Regions from separate parts of the Homo sapiens genome. Here all the other regions are linked to region 4. A link is a loop called in an ENCODE intact Hi-C map of the cell type or tissue named here. Cell type or tissue: B cell. All regions are shown on one strand. Region 1 has its middle 5.3 kb from the start of BIRC2. Region 2 has its middle 17 kb from the start of MMP7. Region 3 overlaps BIRC2 (baculoviral IAP repeat containing 2). Region 4 overlaps MMP20 (matrix metallopeptidase 20).

Evidence for each region. Peaks named below come from ENCODE experiments on the same cell type or tissue, not always from the same donor. Only the 100,000 strongest peaks of a DNase experiment are listed, where the experiment ranks them.
Region 1: a loop joins it to region 4, with 15 times the contacts of the local background. A loop is called at or near these places in 39 of 110 quality-filtered maps.
Region 2: a loop joins it to region 4, with 6 times the contacts of the local background. A loop is called at or near these places in 4 of 110 quality-filtered maps.
Region 3: a loop joins it to region 4, with 19 times the contacts of the local background. A loop is called at or near these places in 14 of 110 quality-filtered maps.

Annotation. Positions count from the first base shown.
Region 1 is chr11:102,340,647-102,343,146 of GRCh38, reverse strand. No RefSeq gene overlaps it. Among named protein-coding and RNA genes, the nearest start is that of BIRC2, 5.3 kb to the left of the region's middle. In B cell, CTCF peaks have their summits at 1,004 and 1,212 (motif pointing left); a DNase peak (open chromatin) is centred at 1,196; H3K27ac peaks cover 1,421 bases.
Region 2 is chr11:102,546,129-102,548,628 of GRCh38, reverse strand. No RefSeq gene overlaps it. Among named protein-coding and RNA genes, the nearest start is that of MMP7, 17 kb to the right of the region's middle. RefSeq lists silencers at 1,281-1,330, 1,481-1,590. In B cell, no CTCF peak of the experiment used is centred here; DNase peaks (open chromatin) are centred at 1,438 and 1,998; H3K27ac peaks cover 1,663 bases.
Region 3 is chr11:102,366,262-102,368,761 of GRCh38, reverse strand. It overlaps BIRC2 (baculoviral IAP repeat containing 2), which reads right to left. Exons shown (of 9, transcript NM_001166.5): 6 at 214-456. Among named protein-coding and RNA genes, the nearest start is that of BIRC2, 20 kb to the right of the region's middle. In B cell, CTCF peaks have their summits at 983 and 1,182 (motif pointing left); DNase peaks (open chromatin) are centred at 121 and 1,141; H3K27ac peaks cover 864 bases.
Region 4 is chr11:102,611,690-102,614,189 of GRCh38, reverse strand. MMP20 (matrix metallopeptidase 20) reads left to right here. Exons shown (of 10, transcript NM_004771.4): 3 at 2,287-2,435. Among named protein-coding and RNA genes, the nearest start is that of MMP20, 12 kb to the left of the region's middle. In B cell, CTCF peaks have their summits at 859 and 1,062; a DNase peak (open chromatin) is centred at 1,019; H3K4me3 peaks cover 290 bases.

The DNA.
Region 1 (2,500 bases), 270 kb after region 4:
TTCTGTGGTAAGACTTTGGGTTTTAATTTTCATAAAACCCTTCATTAGGGTTTTGGAACTAGAGAGGATCCAATAGCTCCCTTGATTTAATCAGTTTATTTTGTATATGAGCACTCAGCCAAGGTAATTGCTAAAAAGATTTTTATAGATAATATTGAGACTCTTAAAATCCAAGACAGCTTTAAAATGTTGGCATCTGTATCAAAAGTCAGGTTTTAAAAATTTACAGAAATATTATTTAAAGGCTTAATTAGTAAACCTTAATAATTTAATGTAAATTAGAATTTCAGCAACTCCAGTTTCAAAAATCAATGAATTAAAAGTTAGGAAAATAAAGGTGTTAAAGACGGCCTGAGTATATTGGGCGCATATTGTTTGCTTCTTCACGTCAGTCTGGGACCATTAGCTCAAAACTTACCTTATCTAAGCTCAAAATTTTATCCATGTAATTGCTCAAATGTAGCTCCGATGGGCCGGGTGCAGTGGCTTACGCCTGTAATCACGGCACTTTGGGAGGCCAAGGCAGGCAGATTGCCTGAGGTCAGGAGTTTGAGACCAGCCTGGCCAACATGGTGAAACCCCATCTCTACTAAAAATTACAAAAATTATCCGGGCATGGTGGTGCATGCCTGTAGTCCCAGCTACTTGGGAGGCTGAGGCAGGAGAATCTCTTCAACCCAGGAGGTGGAGGTTGCAGTGAGACATTGCACTCCAGCCTGGGATACAGAGCAACACTCCATCTCAAAGAAAAAAAAAAGTATATATATATATATATATATATATATATATATATATATATATACATACACACACACACACACACACACACACACACACATAGCTCAGATGGCCATGTTTTTAGCCATTTAGAGTCTGCCTGCTAGCCAAAGATAAAACCGTACCTGGCATCTGTTAACCAAAGATAAGACAAAGCATAGAGCTATAAAAGACCCCAAACCTCTGCTGCCCTTCCAAGTTCTCTAACTCAGAGACTCCCTATCTTATCTTGTAGCTGTACAACATCCTAGACAGATAAACCCCATTTCTGCTTCTCCCCTACCCCAGGAGTAGTTCCCTTGCCTTCTTCCCCTTCTGCATGGTGGCCATACACCTCTGCCTCTGGAAGGTGTCCAGCTGTGAGGGATGTCCTCCTTACATGCAGTCTGTCAAGCACCACCCAAATAAAGCTTGTTGCATGCTACTGCCACCTTGTGGTCACATCTCTTCTTTGATCAGCCCCAAAATCCTTGAACTCAGAAAAACCTTATGTTTAGGAGAAAATAGTCACAAGAAATACTGACAAACACAAGGCAGAGAGGACCTTGTTCTTCCTGTACATATTTCCTGTCAAGGAAGGAAAAAAGAATTCTAGGATCCCAAAAGCCGATGGAAGTCCAGGAAAAGCCTTTCCTATGGATTTCCAGAAGGCAATCATGCAAGGGACTAAGCCCACAGAGGCACAGAGATGTTAAATAATTGCCCAAGCTTACTCTGCTGTGATTGGAATCCGAAGACTGAACTTTCAATTCCTGTGCTACTGCCTCTCCTAAATTACAGTGTCTCAAATCAGATAATGAATATAGACACTTAGTACATTTGAGTTCCATAAATATCAAGCTGGGCGTGGTGGCTCACGCCTGTAATCCCGGCACTTTGGGAGGCTGAGGTGGGTGGATCACTGGAAGCCAGGATTTCAAGACCAGCCTGGCCAACATGACGAAACCCCGTCTCTACTAAAAATACAAAAACCAGGTGTGGTGATGCACACCTGTAATCCCAGCAACTTGGGAGGCTGAGGCATGAGAATTACTTGAGCCTGGGAGTCGGAGGTTGCAGTGAGCTGAGATCACACCATTGCACTCCAGCCTGGGCAACAGAGTTAGACTCTGTCTCAAAAACAAGAACAAAACAAAATACCAAAAGTAAATAAATGTCAGTTAATTGTTGTTATTAAGATTCTAATGCCTATATCTGTACCTTATGCTCTTTCCAGAGTTGAAATGCCATGCCTCCTCATCAGAAATCAGTTCCAATTCCCATCTCCTACATGAATCCTTTTAAACTAGGGTGATCTTTCCTCTCTAAAGATTCCTTTTGATATCTAAAGGCAGAATTTGGCCCATGATCTACTTTATCAATTATTCTGCCTTAGTACTTTATCAGCAGTGGTATTTAAAGAGGAAGAAATCTCTCACATTCCATGTTCACTCACAGGAAGCCATTCATTCATTCATTTACTCAATAAGGGTCTTTTCTGTCAGGCCCTGTGCTCAGTGCTACACATATAATGGTGAACAGAAAACATGATTATTGTCCTCGTGGAAAATTTGACAACAGACTATGGCATTAAAAACTGTAAATATAAATTGTGTTAAGTGTTATGAAGAAAAAGAACAAAGGGTCTACTAAAGAGACTATCAAAGGGATATAATCTAGATGGGAGAAGTCAGAGAAAGACAGTCTGAGAAAGTAACATGGAGGCTGACACCTGAAGAATGAG
Region 2 (2,500 bases), 66 kb after region 4:
AGATTTTATTTTTCAGAGGAATCTTTGCTGGATCAAGTTATGAGCCATATTTTTCTGAGTCCTCTATCCCTTGCTCCCTCCATTTCTCCTCCCTTCCGCTTCTCCTTCCATTTCTCCTCCCCTCCCCTTCTCCTTCTTTCAACAAGCACATGTCCTTAGCTGCTTTATTGGGCACCTATGATGCATCAGGTACTGCCTAATCACTATAACATTCATTCTCACAACATCCCTGCACATACGTCTTCTCAATTCTATGCACAGTTCTCAAACTGCATGTTGAGAAACCTGAGCTGCAAATGTGAACCCACAGAATACTTCAAATTTTCAAGGGAAATACAGTGACACTCGATGTTTGCTGGACACTTCACAAACTGCTCGAAGTAGTTCACAATTTCAATAGTAGATGACGCTATATTCCATTAGATATCACTGAATTTTGCAAAGCTGGGTTTTCTGCTGTTGCTGTAATAAAAAGCAAACACTGTGAGGCCGGGTGCGGTGGCTCACGCCTGTAATCCCAGCACTTTGGGAGGCCAAGGTGGGCAGATCACGAGGTCAGAAGTTCGAGACCAGCCTGGCCAACATAGTGAAACCCCTTCTCTACTAAAAATTAGCTGGGCATGGTGGCAGATACCTGTAATCCCAGCTACTGAGGAGATTGAGGCAGGAAAATCACTTGAACTCGGAAGGCAGAAGTTGCAGTGAGCCAAGATCGCGCCACTGCACTCCAACCCAGGTGACAGTGCGAGATTCCGTCTCAAAAAAAAAAAAAAAGGAAACACTGAATGAAAATCAATTGACCTTATTCCAAAAATCAAGAAATTGTATGGTATCCAAAAGGCACACAAATTCCATCCATAAGGAATTGTGACTATTTAAGAATAAAATTAAAATTTATTTTTTCTTTCAGTTTATGGGTATTTTTTTTAAATAGCTACCAAGTTGTTGGGACATACTTAATAAGTTGATTTAGACCTAATTAAATAAACAGGACCGTTAATAAACAGGATTGTTGGTCATTTTTCTGGCCTAAGGGCACTATGAAAAAAATCACTAAGACCCGGGAGGCCAGAAACAAGAAAGTTTTAGACCTTCTATATTAACATGTTTGAGGTAAGAAATTAGGCCCAGGGAAGTTAATACCCTACCCACATCTAAATTTTGAGATTTCAATCCAGAGGTTCCTTATTTCAAAGTCCATGTTGTTTCTACCACCCTACATTGCCTCCTGCATGTCAGGCCACAAACCAGTTCTGTGAACACAAACCAGGGTCATGATCGGTCACCGCCTCAAGGGACTCATAAATGTGGTCAAGTGCGTTGTGGGTGCTGTACCAACACCTCCAGCATCATGCTACCCACACACATTATTTATAACCAACCAGGAACTTCAATTCTGCTTCCCCAATTCTCTGTCTGGCTCATAAGCATACTCCAAACACAGGTCCCTAAGGAAAAAGAATGTCCCTTATACAAAATAACTCTGCTAATAATGTATGGCAATGTGACATCATTTTAGGCAATCTGTGATGAGGCTACACATGCAGGTTGGGGAAGTTCAGTCAATGAAGCAGGCCCTGAAAAAGAAGAACTGGTGGAGTTTTGTATTTACCAAGCAGAACACTTCTAATGGTACAAACACCTTAGGAAATTCTCAGACTGAAATAACTAGTATGTAACATGATGTCAGACTTCCTTCCAAGGAATATATAAAACATTAGAGAATTCTTTCCTTCACCACAAATGAATACAACTTCCTCAAAACAAAAAAGTAGGCAAAAGAAAATCCTGATGGCAAAAGTATTGAATCGATTATTAAATGCCACAAAAAAAAATGTAGTGGCATGCTATATAATTTAATCATGATTTGCATTGAGAGGAAAAAGACCAAAAATAATCAAATGCAAATTATCAAAAAAAAAAAAAAAAAAAAAAAAACAGCTATTGAGTTTAAGGAAACGTAGGAGACTCTTCACATGACCAAGTAGCCAAACCTCTCACGTCACCTATGTCTTTTGCACCAATAGCTCTTCCCCAGCCCATACTTTCAGCCCTGTGGGAGTTCCCTATGACTAATGTAGGGTAGAAAAAATATTATTCCCTCTACCCTCCTAGGTTCTCTGGCTGAGGCCCTAAAAATTAGACCAACAAAGACAAATTCACAGTAAAAAGACAAACGTTGATTAACATGTGTTTACACAAAGGAGCATTCAGTGATGAGTACCTCAAAGCAGTAGTAAGAACTTGGATTTAAATAGCATCTTAACAGAAGAACAACAAATTTTTAGAGAAATGACAAAACAAAAGAAAAGGGCTTTGAGTTTCTATAGCTGCAAATTATGTGAAGGGAAATGCACAAGGGAACTAACTAATGGAAGATAATAGCTAGTTTACAAATTTATGTCACACTTTTAGGCAAATAGGGAAAAGGCAGAGAGCTTTTCTTGTATCTGCTTCTTCTCAATTGCCTTCAGCTTAATATGATCCTTATGCCAAAGTG
Region 3 (2,500 bases), 250 kb after region 4:
ATCCGAAAATAAATGTATAGAAAAAAGCGGCAGTCAATGGTTCTCAACTAGAAGCAATTGAAAGGGGTAGAAAAGGAGGGATGGTTTCGAAATGACTGGAGGACTGCTACCAGCAGTTAGTGGATGTGAAACAAGCATGGTGTCCTGTAACATGTGAGACAGTCCTAAGAGCTCCACTGAGAAACAATGCAGGTGACTAACATCCCCAAATACCTGATGCCATTTCTTCAGCTTGTTTTTCCTTCTCCTCTTCTCTTTTTTCATCTTCAGCATTAAGAAGTGCTGACACAATATCATTAACTGTTTTATAGTTCTCTCCAGTTGTCAGGATTTTACTTTGAACTGTTTGTTTCACCAGGTCTCTATTAAAGCCCATTTCCAAGGCAGATTTAACCACAGGTGTATTCATCATGACAGCATCTTCTGAAGAACTTTCTCCAGGTCCAAAATGAATAACTATTTGAAAAGAAACATGCTAATATTAAATTCCACAAACATAAACCTATGGAAAAAAGTATCATGGCACAATCTTTATTCATCCTTTACTCTCATATTCTGGTAAAGGAGATGAGCTATATGCATCGATTACCTATAACTCCAATAAAAGTTTGAACTTCATAATGGTCAAATGAGAATACAATTAATATGCTATACTTTTTACAAAACCCACCTCTCTGGCTACATCCTAGACTTACTTAATGAAAGATTCTCTAAGGATAAGAATTAGGAATCTGTATCTTTTGAATATTTCCCAAATGATTCTGATGTATAGTCATTTCTGGAAACCAATATGCTATACGAACTTAGAAGTGAGAAATAATCTTCTCCAGCCAGGAAAGTGGGGGGAAATCACAAAGACTTCATGGAAAAGTGGCGCATTAGAGTTTGGACTTGAAGGATGGACAGGGTCTAGACAAGTGGATTGCTGAGGTAGAGAGAATAACATAAACAAAAATGGGAAGTATAGTAAAATAGAAGATCAGTTCACCCAGAAGATGTAGTGAAAAAGTATGGCTTCAGAAGTAATTAAGGCAGTATGATTTTAGACAGTGACAGATGCTCTGAAGAAAAAAGTAGTGTAAGGTCATTAAAAGAAACCAGGAAGCAGGAAGTCATTTTAGATAGGGTAGTCAGGGAAGCATTTTCTGCTAAGAGTCAATGCTAGCCCATATGATACTTTTATGAAAAAATACAAAAAGACATAATTCTTCAAGACACTACTGCCATCTTCTGGAAACTTATAATAAATATACAACGTCAACAATGTCCCCTCTTGTTCAAACACGCGTGGAATCCGTGTCCGAAGAAATGGCACCAGAACAAAGATTTAAATAACAAGGAATGAGCTCTATTTCATTTTTAAGCGCATGCCTTGAGGAAATACTTTATGTTCAAGATAAGAGACACATTAGAGGATCATTACAGCAATATTTACAGCAGAAAAAAAAAAACAGAAAATAACAGGAATAGCTCTCAATAGGGAATGGATAAATAAAATGCAATATATGCTGGACTACTGTGAAAAAATTTAAAAATATACAAACGAACTAAACTGGTATATACCTAGCCCATGCTACTGAGCTCTGGGTATTAGAAGTTAGAAACAGAACTGTATGTAAGCATCAGAGGGGAATTTGGCATTGCCTACAGCATTTAGTTTTCTTTCCCTTATGAAGAATGTATACATCTATTACATGTAAAATTATTAATACTGGGGGGAAAAAGGAGTGAGCTATGGAAATATCTCAAAGAAGTCTTCTAAGCAAAGAGAACAGCAAGTGTAAAAACCTTAAATTGAGGGAAAAGCTTGACATGATCAAGAAACAGAAAGAAGGTGGTAGAAGGTAAAAAAAGGAGGACAATGCCCAGATAAGCAGAGGCTTCCTAAGAGTTTATATTTTATTCTAAGTTTGGTAGAATATTCTAGGAGTGTTTCAAGCATGCAACTGATAAAACTTGACTTGTGTTTTCAGAAGATGACTCTGGCAGCTCGGTGGAGATGTTACTTTAATGGGGTAAACCAGAATCAGGAAGACTTGTTAGGATGTTAGACACAGATGACGGTAGTTTGGATTAGGTTAATAGTGGTGGAGGGCCGGGCATGGTGGCTCATGCCTGTAATCCCAGCACTTTGGGAGCCAAGGCGGGCGGATCATGAGGTGAGGAGATCGAGACCATCCTGGCTAATCCAGTGAAACCCCATCTCTACTAAAAAAAAATACAAAAAATTAGCCGGGCGTGGTGGTGGGCGCCTGTAGTCCCAGCTACCTGGGAGGCTGAGGCAAGAGAATGGCGTGAACCCGGCGGGTGGAGCTTCCAGTGAGCCAAAATTGCGCCACTGCACTCCAGCCTGGGCAACAGAGCAAGACTCCATCTCAAAAAAAAAAAACAGTGGTGGAGATGGTGAGATGTAGTCAGATTTGGCATATGTTATGAAGACAGAAATGAAAAGACTTCTGATAGATTAAATATACAAACTAAAGGAAGGAGAGGAATCAGA
Region 4 (2,500 bases):
TGGGCTCAAACCTGACTAATCATAACATGTAGATGATGATGATGATCTTCCTCTTAGGGGTCGAAGTGAGGATTAGATAAATGCCACATTAAAAAGTGCATACAGCAACAGCACATAGTGTGACTTCAAAGAATATTGGCTAGTATTACTATTGCTTTATCAAGCTCCAGACCCTGATTCGGGGATCCCTTTTTCCATGTTCTCTTCTTCTCTGGTGCTATCCCTCTCTCCTTCCTTGTCTTCTCCAGGCCAACACACAAAGTCAGCTCAAAGATATGGCTGACTTACCAAAAATGCGAGGGCATGTCAAAGTACTAAGTCCACCTAGTTGTGATAAATTGCAGACTCATATTATGCAGTGGGCTTGGCATATTTTGAAAGCATTAAATAGTCCCTTTAAGGGTCTGTCTGGTATCCCCCTTCAATTCTATAGCTCTCTTCTTTTGGCCCCAAACCTGGGGTTAAAGAGCTCCTTGTTCCTTCCCTCTCAAGTCCTGAATTGAGCTATTTGCTATCCTTTCTGTGGGCACAGTCCTTTCATTTGGGACCCTAGGATTACTGCTGTTGGTTTCTCATTGAAATTGCACCATCTGCATTATAATAACCTAAGATACCTTTCAAAACACAGATTTCTGGATCATACCTGTATTTTTAACAAGCTTCCTAGGTAATTATCACAGGTCCTAAACTTCGAGAGCCACTGAGTGGGCCCTAAAACAGCTAGCTTTAATTCTTTAATTCATTCATTTATTTATCAAGCAATTGCTAAGCATCTGCTATGTGCAAGGCACTAAACTAGGAGCTAGAGAGAGAGAGAGAAAGCAGGGCCGGTCCCTGCTCATGGGGTTGGCTCTCACAGACACAGCTTCTCACTTTGCATCATATTCCAGCCCAGCCCAAGGTCTCGGGTAGAAGTTGCCCTCCCTGCCTTTCCTTTGTGTGCTGCCAGAAATCCCCAGACCCTGGGCTTCAGAGCAGAAAGTTCTAACAATCACCAACTCTGACTCCACCCACAGTCCAAAAAGCACTACATTTTTCTGCCTTCAGGTGTCATCGTCACACCAGTAATTGCTGAAAGGCTCACCCTTTTTTCAATTCCAGTGAGCCTCCGTTTTTAAAGCTAGCCCTTCCTCTTTAAGAATGTATTATTTTGGGCTGGGGGCAGTGGCTCACGCCTGTAATCCGAGCACTTTGGGAGGCTGAGGAGGGCGGATCACCTGAGGTCAGCAGTTCAAGACCAGCCTGGCCAACATGGTGAAACCCCGTCTCCACCAAAAATATAAAAATTAGCCCGGCGTGGTGGCGGGCACCTATAATCCCAGCTACTCAGGAGGCTGAGGCAGGAGAATCAATTGAACCTGGGAGGCAGTGGTTGCAGTGAGCAGAGATCATGCCATTGCACTCCAGCCTGGGCGACAAGAGCAAAACTCCATCTCAAAAAAAAAAAAAAAGAAAGAAAAGAAAAAGAAAAAAGAAAAGAATGCATTATTCTGAGGGAAAAAAAAACCTTCCCCAATAGCCCTGGGGAAATCCTGAGGAGCTTTGAATAAGAATTAGCAAAACTTCAAAACTCCACATTTCTATTTTTTATAATTGAAAACATCCAGTCCCTTTGGGGAAAAAGAGGTCCTCTCTCAATGAAAACGACTTTAAGAAAAATTGACTACTTACTACCTGTAACATTTCACAAGTTTTATTTATCTTATTTATTTATTTAATTATTTTTGAGTGAAGTCTCACTGTGTCACCCAGGCTGGAGTGCAGTCGCCCGATCTTGGCTCACTGCAACCTCCACTTCCCAGGTTCAAATGATTCTTCTGCCTCAGCCTCCCAAGTAACTGGGACTACAGGTTTGCACCACCACGCCCAGCTAATTTTTGTATTTTTAGTAGAGATGGGGTTTCACCATCTTGGCTAGGCTGATCTCGAACTCTTGACCTCAAGTGATCCTCCCACCTCAGCCTTCCAAAGTGCTGGGATTACAGGCGTGAGCCACTGCGCCCGGCCACAAATTTTATTCTTTTAAGTCGGTGGTAGTATAATAACAATGAAAGCTAAATGGTTTCAGTACCGGATTATCCCAACTGTCTCTCATCTCTCCCTTTCATTTGTCTTGTTGTTTCATATGCAGAAATTTAACATATAATAAAGCAAAATAAGAATTATTATTTCAGAGAAAAATCTAAATTGTAGATTTACATTTAACATTTTTTGAATACAACATATAATTCTTGCCTTCTTCGGAGCAGTTACTGAAAAGAAAACATGTTCCTTCCGTTTTCACAGAATATCTAAATACACACCTTCCATGAGTTCTGTCGAGGTGGACAAAGCAGTGGAGATGGCCTTGCAGGCCTGGAGTAGCGCCGTCCCTCTGAGCTTTGTCAGAATAAACTCAGGAGAAGCGGATATTATGATATCTTTTGAAAATGGAGGTATTGTGGTACTTGGATTCCATCTACTAATTCAAAGGAGAGTTGTCCCAATACTGTTCCTTCTA